Regions from separate parts of the Homo sapiens genome. Here regions 1 and 3 are each linked to region 2. A link is a contact called in ENCODE Hi-C or POLR2A ChIA-PET data. All regions are on one chromosome and are shown on one strand. Each heading gives the region's core, a stretch centred on a gene start or an enhancer-like site at or near the end of the contact. The rest is flanking DNA. Distances are from core to core; before and after follow the strand shown.

The links. A loop is a pair of places that touch in the nucleus more often than their neighbours do. ChIA-PET counts read pairs that join two places held with the same protein, here RNA polymerase II (POLR2A). Pooled maps may share reads with other maps.
Region 1: a map of PC-9 shows a loop between it and region 2 (3-fold over the local background). The contact joins two enhancer-like sites. A Hi-C loop is called at or near these places in 5 of 168 maps with a recorded cell type or tissue (CD4-positive, alpha-beta T cell, PC-9, Right ventricle myocardium superior and 2 more), 1 of 37 single-sample maps with no recorded cell type and 5 of 50 pooled maps. POLR2A ChIA-PET finds 5 or more read pairs at or near these places in 5 of 52 experiments (H1, HEK293, Panc1 and 2 more).
Region 3: a loop to region 2 is called in a map of PC-3, with 3 times the contacts of the local background. The contact joins the promoter of RINT1 here to the enhancer-like site in region 2. A Hi-C loop is called at or near these places in 1 of 168 maps with a recorded cell type or tissue (PC-3) and 1 of 50 pooled maps. POLR2A ChIA-PET finds 5 or more read pairs at or near these places in 5 of 52 experiments (A673, PC-9, WTC11 and 1 more).

The regions. Positions count from the first base shown.
Region 1 is chr7:105,717,255-105,719,954 of GRCh38, reverse strand. All of the region lies in intron 3 of ATXN7L1 (ataxin 7 like 1), which reads left to right. Among named protein-coding and RNA genes, the nearest start is that of EFCAB10, 140 kb to the right of the region's middle. Within about 2 kb of position 1,279, at least 5 of the 41 ENCODE cell types and tissues checked have a DNase peak (open chromatin) inside an H3K27ac peak, as active enhancers do; they include PC-9, where a contact is called at or near this core.
Region 2 is chr7:105,647,666-105,650,365 of GRCh38, reverse strand. All of the region lies in intron 4 of ATXN7L1 (ataxin 7 like 1), which reads left to right. Among named protein-coding and RNA genes, the nearest start is that of EFCAB10, 68 kb to the right of the region's middle. RefSeq lists an enhancer at 985-2,184 and a silencer at 2,195-2,411. Within about 2 kb of position 1,381, at least 5 of the 41 ENCODE cell types and tissues checked have a DNase peak (open chromatin) inside an H3K27ac peak, as active enhancers do; they include A673, PC-3 and PC-9, where a contact is called at or near this core.
Region 3 is chr7:105,530,856-105,533,555 of GRCh38, reverse strand. RINT1 (RAD50 interactor 1) reads right to left here and starts at 1,355. Exons shown (of 15, transcript NM_021930.6): 1 at 1,199-1,355; 2 at 687-732. The coding sequence starts at 1,240. RefSeq lists enhancers at 583-1,159, 1,005-1,184, 1,275-1,574, 1,160-1,737, 2,025-2,074.

The DNA of each region.
Region 1 (2,700 bases), core at 30-2,529, 70 kb before region 2:
TGGGGTCACGGCTGAAGAGAGGCCTCCTTTCCTAGGCCCTGGCATTGCAACTTTTAAATGCATGATTCGCTGGCCCCTTCACAGCTGGATCTTTCTGTTCCCTGCGCTTGCTGAAAAGCAGAAATCTACTCCAAAAGGAACGCTCACTGCTTTTGCCCCTGCTTTTTCTGTAAGTGGTGAGTTTTTATCTGTCTTCTGTTGATGGAGCTGCCAAATCCTAACCCTTCCCATTTCCACTGTGGGCTCCAGGTACACCCCCTATTTGAATAGGTATCAGATTTCCCCAAAGCAAAATCTAATCATTCCTAGGCTTAGTCCGCTTCTCTGAGAAGGCCAAGAGCCCTGACCTCATTCTCTGCGCTGGCTCCTGCTGCAGTTAGGAGGAAGCTGTGGGATATGTCCCTGGGGTACAGTTAGCACAGCAGGGGGCTAGGGAATCTCAACCCAGTGAACCAAGAGACAAGGTTATACATGAATTTAGGAAGCCAGAAAGACCCAAAGCCCCAAATAGGAAATTTCTATAAGGAAACCCTTACACTATAAGGCCTTACACAAATATCTGGGATAATGATTTTATCAACTACCCACATCCCCTTGAGAGGACTTCATGAGGGTCCTTGAACTAGACCCTGTAGGGCGGGGGCTACTCTGTGGGAGCCTCCCAGACTGAATGTGGAGGAGGGTGCTCCCAGGAGGAAAATCAAGGTGCTGTTACTGGAAGAAGAGAAGAAGGGGGATGGGCGCTGAGTGGGCCAAGATCACAAATGCTCCCCTCACCCATCCAGGCCTCTTTCTCTTTCCTTTGCTTCCCTTCATTTACCTGTTCTTCGGCTCCTGCTCACAAAAGGACAGAAGAATCATTCCATTTTAATAGGTACAGTCTGTGAGGCTGGTGGCCACTGTAAACTGGTCTGTTTCCTAGTCTTGCTCATCCTGGAATCAGGATGTAACATGGAAACACAACAGGCCCCTTGCTTCCCGGCTGCTGTTCATCACCTGTTTGTGATGTCTTCCTGTGCCTAGAGCAGGTGCTTCTCTCCTAAACTGGGAGGTCCTCCCCACAAGATAAATCCTCTCTCCCAAGCCTGCCCTCCCATGCTGTAACCTTCTCTTGGCTTCTGCTTTTTTCTGAACTTCCTGTTCTATTTTTGAACACTCATAGCCTGGACCCAGGCCTTGGCAGACAAAGAGCCCGTGTGAATGGTGGACATCTGACCTGAATACCTGACCTGTGATTAGTAACCTGGGTTGGCCCCAAGCCGAAGGTGGTTCCATGCCTCCATCAGTTGTCACCCTTCCAACCTGGCTGGCCACATTTTTTGCTCCTGCCGTCAACTGCAGAGATGCAAACTGTGTGTGAAGAGGTGATTCCCTGCCTGGGAGGTTTCAGGGTTATCTGTGTCCACCTCTCCCCGGAGCCTCCAGGCACACACACCAAAAGGTAGATATGACCCTGCCTCTTTGGAACAGTGAGTAGAGCAAACTGCTGTGTTGTGGCTTCCTTAAATACGCCTTAATCCTGCCCATCCTGAAGGTGGAAGTGGATCCCATTTATATTGTTTTTTAGTGATCACTCAGCTCACTCCAGTTGGCACCCAGGAACTCGGAATTCGGACTGCTTACTTGCTGGCTCCAATTCTGCAAAATACCCTGCCTTCCCTGTGGCCACTGGGGTTGGACAGTGCCCACGTGCACTTTCTTCCCCACTCAGGTATCCTATAGCTGATTAACTGGGAAGGTGTGGGGCTATCTAGCATAGCTACAGGACTCGATCCAAGGTGCCGCTCTATCATGATTTGTATGGGTGGTGTTTTCTTATTGTTGCTGTTGTTTTAAAAGGGGAGAGGTTTTGACACAGAATTATTTTATCTAATTTACTCTTCACTGCCCCTTCCATTTCCTCTGCTTTACCAAAAGAACGTTTTAATGCTTTTGATGATATTAACTATTTCATAGTTGTCTTAAGAAACAGTTATAGTTTTCAACTTCTAATTTAAAAATATTAATATTCTTACCATTACAAAAATTCTTATAGATTAATGAGAAAAAATATACTAATTAGAGAATGGGTAGGAGCAGGCAAAATGGAGGAAACTCAAGTGAAAACATTGAATTTTGAGTGAAACATTTTCACCTGAAAAATGTTCAACCTCACTGGCAGTTAAGAACAAAAGTTACAACAATCAGATAGTATTTTTCACTTATGAAAATGACAAGTGTTTAGAAATTACTGTAATACCCAGTGGTCATGAGGAAAAAGCAAAGCAGACTTTCCGTCAAGCTGCTGGTTATGTAAATTGGGGCTCCCTTCATGTTGGGCATTTGACTAGATGTATCAAGGACCTGGAACCAAAATTTATGCTTCTCAGAATTTATATAAAGTAAATAAATCAAATTGCGTACAAGCATGCCTTTAAGGGATATCCACTCCAGAATTATCCATAATAGCAAAAAATTGCAACCAATATGAATAACAAACAATATAGGCTACAGAGTAGCCTCTAAAATAATCTTTTAAAAAATATTTTAGGCCAGGCATAGTGGCTCATGTCTGTAATCCCAGCACTTTGAGAGGCCGAGGTGGGCAGATCACGAGGTCGGGAGTTCAAGACCAGCCTGACTAACATGGCAAAACCCCGTCTCTACTAAAAATACAAAAATTAGCCAGGCGTGGTGGCGTCCACCTATAATCCCACGTAC
Region 2 (2,700 bases), core at 132-2,631:
TACCTGTTTTCTGTTTGCTAAAGGTGTTTACAGACAGGCTTTCTGAAAGTTTTCCCAATATTTTTCCAGACACACCGCAAAAATACCATTTATTCACTTGTCAGGATTTATGCAGTATCAACTGTATCTGTCATACCACGGTAGTAGGACTTTGTGTCTCTGTTATTTACCCTGATTCTTAGTGATTGCCTGCCCCTCAGACTTCTAGAATCTCCCAAGTACTTCTTCAACTTAAAGAATTTAGATTGGATATAAATAATTTCCTCATAGTAGCTGCCAAAATACATCCAAGAGAGCCAAATTGAATTCCTTCTCCAAGGGCATTTTAAAAGAGGGTAAATTCCTTTTTATTGGGGATGACTTAATGCTATCACTGCTTGGAAGCCAAGAGGCTGGGTGATATGGCCCTTCTAAGGCTCTGCCAGTGAGTCAGAGATTCTCAAAATTCTGCCAGGCCAGCAGCATAAGCACATAGGCTTTTGTCGAAGGAATTGGTGGAGGAAATCAGACAGCTGAGAACTCTCATCACACACAAAACCCACAGCACAAATACCATATGTCTTCAGGCTCCTGCCTGTCAAATTCATCTTTACCGTGCTCTGGTAAGTGAAGAAGGGCTGGCAATAATTTCTGCAGACCTAGAGACATTCAGAACCATTCTCTTAAGGCATTTCTGTTGATAATCAAAGAATATAGATCATGATCACCAGGAAAGCGTAGCTGGCAGGTGGGCAGCTGGCCCTGCGGCACATTGGTGGCTCTTGCAATGGCACCGTCATGAGTCTCCACCTCTGTTCTTTTGCAGACATCACTGGGCAGGGAGGGGAATCTACTTGATGCCAAGAGAACCATGTTTCTTAAAGCCAGAGGACCCGCCTTGATCTAGAAAGATAAATTCAGACAGGCCAAGCACAAAGGAAGAAGACGTGGGCAACTAAAGCAGCACAAAAGAAACAGAGGTAGATATCGCCCCCACGTAGCAAGGGGGATGAGGGAGGGTGTTCTCGGCATTGGGTTTCTTTCCCAGGACCGAGACAGAGGTACAGAGATGATGAGGAGAGAACTACTCCCAGCATATTAGACACAGCAGGGGAACAGGCTGCAGCCCTGAGCTCTCTGAAAGAGTTCATCCCAAGTGAACAAAACAGGCATTATGAAAGCAGCAGGGGAAGAGTGGAGACTCATCTTTCCCTTTCAAACACTGCTCCACAAAGAAAGGACAATCGTGAGTTGATAAATGCAACTAATTGTGCGACTTTGGGAAGTGTGCACATGCATCCTTTAGACTGAAGGGAAAGGAACTTTGAAGGGCTTTGGCTAAGCTCGGGGGTAACTGCCAGGCTTGTTTGTCACCTAAGCAAACAGTGTAATAAATTGCTGAGTCACCCATCAGGCTATTGCCAACTCACCACCCCCTCCCAGGTCTCACCACCTGCACATGGAGGTGTTTGCGTTACTGTGATTAGACACAAAGAAGATGGGAGATGCCCATACTGTGAAAGCAGGGGTTAGAACCTTTTGGATTCTTTCCAAATGGAAAAAAAAGTCCAACCTGTCATTCAGGGTCCACAGCCATCTGGAAGGGGCGTGCCCAAGGCTGGGACACTTTCCTGGCTGGGGAAGGTGACAGCAGAGGAAGTGAGGGGGATGCACACGGGGCCAGTGAGAGGAAGCAGAGGACAATTCCGAGACACTGGCTTCCCTGTGACTGCACTGTGGCTGCAGCATAGGCACACGCGGGATCTGTGTGTATGGGAGGTGGGGGGTGGGGCTCTTAATAGGCTCTTATGTCAGCTGAATGTTTTTGCTCAAAAAGCATCATCTCTGGGATTGGCTTTCCAGATTCTGTGGCACTATCCTGTGACCGTTTCCTCCTTTGCTTTCTCAGTTCAGGACTTTGGGGCTGTTGCCAGCTGTAGTAAAGAAAGGCTGGCCCGATGGCTAGCGTGTATACTGGGGAAGAGGATGGCAAGGTCAAATGCCTTTCCCACCATCACTCAGCTGCCTGCTTCTGTGTCTTCTCAGTCCAGGCCAAGGCAGGTTCCCTTAGAGAGAAAGCCCAAAGCTTTTGAGGGAGAGAAGGGACACCAAAGAAAAAAGTATCAGGGACAGCTCTAGGTTCTTCTCCTTCACTCTTCTAAGCCCTTCTCCATTAGCTAATGAACACCCTTAGAACACACCCAAAAGAGCGCAGTCTCCCTTCTCTCCTTCTGCCAAGTCCTTTTACCTCACATCAGAGGTGTTCACTCAGTGGCCCAGCCCCTTACCAACTCACCTGGTCTTTGAAATCTTTGAAACATTCTTGATCAGACTTTTTTCCCCAATGCTTCCCATTCTTCAATCCAGAGGACTGCACGTGAGGCTGTCTTTCCTGTTTCTGATGGGCTCCAATTTCGCATCCAGCTGAGTTCTGGAATCATTGACAGTAGAGTATGATTGGGCCACACTCATTATAAAGCAGAAAAAATTCCAAATTAGGAGACAGTCACAGACATTAGCTGGCCTGGCCCAAGCTCAGTTACACACAGTTGGGAAGAAGTGTCACCAAAGAGATGAGTCAACTGGCACGGTTCCAAATGTTGGGACCTGGTGCACCTGTGCTCGTGGGGCTGCCTTAAGGAGCACATTCAGAGCCTGACGTTGACTTTAGAGGAGTAATGCAGACTGTGCTATGAGCATTTGAGGGCTGCTTGGCTTGTT
Region 3 (2,700 bases), core at 106-2,605, 120 kb after region 2:
ACCAAAAATCCCAATAGCAGAGCTATCACATGCTTTTCCCCTTCCTCTCCCAAAAAATGTCACTTCAAAGGTCCCTAAAGAGCCCTTGATTTGCAATAACCTGCCATCAAAGTAAAATGGCAAAAGTCCACAACCCTGACATATACTCCCGTACTAGGGAGGAAATGGTGGTACTGACCTTTTCCCCCTTTCCTGTCCAGTCCAAGATCCAGAACCCAAGTTATCCGTTGTGCTCTTGCCAGAGCAATTTTAAATTGCCAATTTACTGAAGGTGAACTAAACAACTGTCATTTGCCTCCTTTGAACCCAATTAGGGTGGTGGTCGTCTGTCCTAGATCATGGGCCCCTCCAAATTCCTGATGCTTAGTAAGTTGATGTTTCATTAAAATGACAGGCAGGCCCCAATTATTCTGAGTACTGTATGATAGGCAGACTTCCAGCGAAAACACTCTAGTCCCTGTACTAGGTATGGATCGGGAAGTGCTCTTCTCCAAAGCATCCCATATTTTACAATTTTAGAAAGACAAAAATATGTGTATCATGGTCATCAGTATTACCATATAAGCATATTGTGCAGAAAACGGTACTGCATCTAAAAGATAGGCAAAGAACCTTTCTATATTGCAGACCCTGGAAGGCTGAGTTTGGGCGGGAAGAAAAAGCTAAGGTGTTTGGAGCTGGCTTACTTTTCTCCTCGAGGTTCTTCCTTTCGTCACCACTTTCAGAGCAGCACTAGAAGAAGAACAGATGTGACAAGCACATTAAGATTAAAGTCGTGGATGGAAAGCATACGGGGCTCCCAAAGGGCACCCACTGGAGGCAAGAGAGGTTCCAGACGCTCTCCCACTTTCTGAGCGACCAGGGCCGTCCGAATCAGGTACCTCAAAGTGCCACTGTCCTGGTGCCACCGCCACCTTCCCAGGAGGTGTGTGTCACCTCCGCAGGACCTGGAGTTACCTTGCCTGCTCACTAGAGCCACCTCCCTAGAGAAATCTGTCATCTCACCAGGGCCGCCAAAGCCACTTCACGGGGACTACCGCCTCCTCTAGGAGGTCTTACAAGGGCCTCTAATCTAAGCCGCAGGAAGCACCTTCACAAGCTTACAGGGCCACCGCACCGGGACTATCTCCCCCGGGAGGTCTGTGCCACCTCAATGGGCCACCAATGTCCCCTCCCAGGGACGCCAGGGCCGTCTCACCGGGGCTGCAGGAGAGGCGCCGATCTCGCCGGCTGGTAGCATCTCGCCTCCGCGCGAGTCCTCGGCTCCATTCGCAGCCAGCGTGGCCTGTGGAGTCTGGCTAAGGCCAGCGACACACTCACTACCCAGCCTCGGAGGCCGTAGGACTGAGTGCCACAGCGACTTCCTCTCGATGTCTCACTGGTTTCTTCCTCTCAGCCCAGAGAGGCCCTGCCCGTGCAGCCGCCGGCCGTGCTCTGTTCCTCCCCCTCCTGACCGGAGGTCGGAACGGCCACTCAGGAAGCGGGCACCCTCCCCTATGGAGCTCCAGAGAAGGGATTCGCTCACTCCACCGCGGTAAAAGTCCCCTCCACTTTATTGAAGCTCTTAATGATGGAACTTTAAGATATCCCTCTCCCAACGCCTTAAATTCAATATGAATAATTTAAATTTATATTTTAGGCAATATCCAGATGTTCTGAGAGTGTGGGGGGCTTGTTGACTAGGAGCTTCGGTGCAGGGTTATTTGGTTCGAATATTTAGTTGGGGGTTTCCAATGAATGTCAGTATCTTTAGATATTTCTTTTAACGTTGGTCAGAGTCCCTAGAGATGAGCTTCTGATTTCCTGCCTAGAGGGTGTAGAGGTGGTTATAAGCGTTCTGGGAGCTGAATGAAGAGAACAGAGCATCTAACATGTGTTTCGCCCAAAACCCTGTCTTTTACCAGGGAGGAGGAAAGGGAGCTACCTAGCAGCAAGGGTTGTGTAGAGGACCTGTGGACTTGACAGCCTCTTAAACAAACTAACACGGAAGGAGTACCATAGAGACCATAACAAACAAGGGGGGGGGAAAGCAACCCTCAGAGGAAAAAGAAACCACACGGTGAGAAGAAAAATCAAATACATGTGCACAGAGATATATAATCGAGCTACAAATTACTATTGCAAGCATAAAACAAGGATGGCTGGGCGCTGTGGCTCACGCCTGTAATCCCAGCACTTTGGGAGGCCGAGGCAGGCAGATTACGAGGTCAGGAGATCGAGACCATCCTGGCTAACATGGTGAAACCCCGTCTCTACTAAAAATACAAAAAATTAGCCAGGCGTGGTGGTGGGCGCCTGTAGTCCCAGCTACTCAGGAGGCTGAGGCAGGAGAATGGCGTGAACCCGGGAGGTGGAGCGTGCAGTGAGCAGAGACCGCACCACTGCACTCTAGCCTGGACGACAGAGCAAGACTCCGTCTCATTTAAAAAAAAAAAAAAAAACAAGGATACTATTTTTTAAATTACCTATTATGGGAACATAATCGTATATATTTATAGTGTACATGTGTGTTTGTTTTTTTTTTGCTCAGGCTGGGGTGCAATGGCGTTATCTCTGCTCGCAGCAACCTCCGCCTCCCAGGTTCAAGCGATTCGCCTGCCTCAGCCTCCCAAGTAGCTGGGATTACAGGCATGCACCACCACGCCCGTCTAATTTTGTATTTTTAGTAGAGACGATGTTTCTCCATGTTAGTCAGGCTGG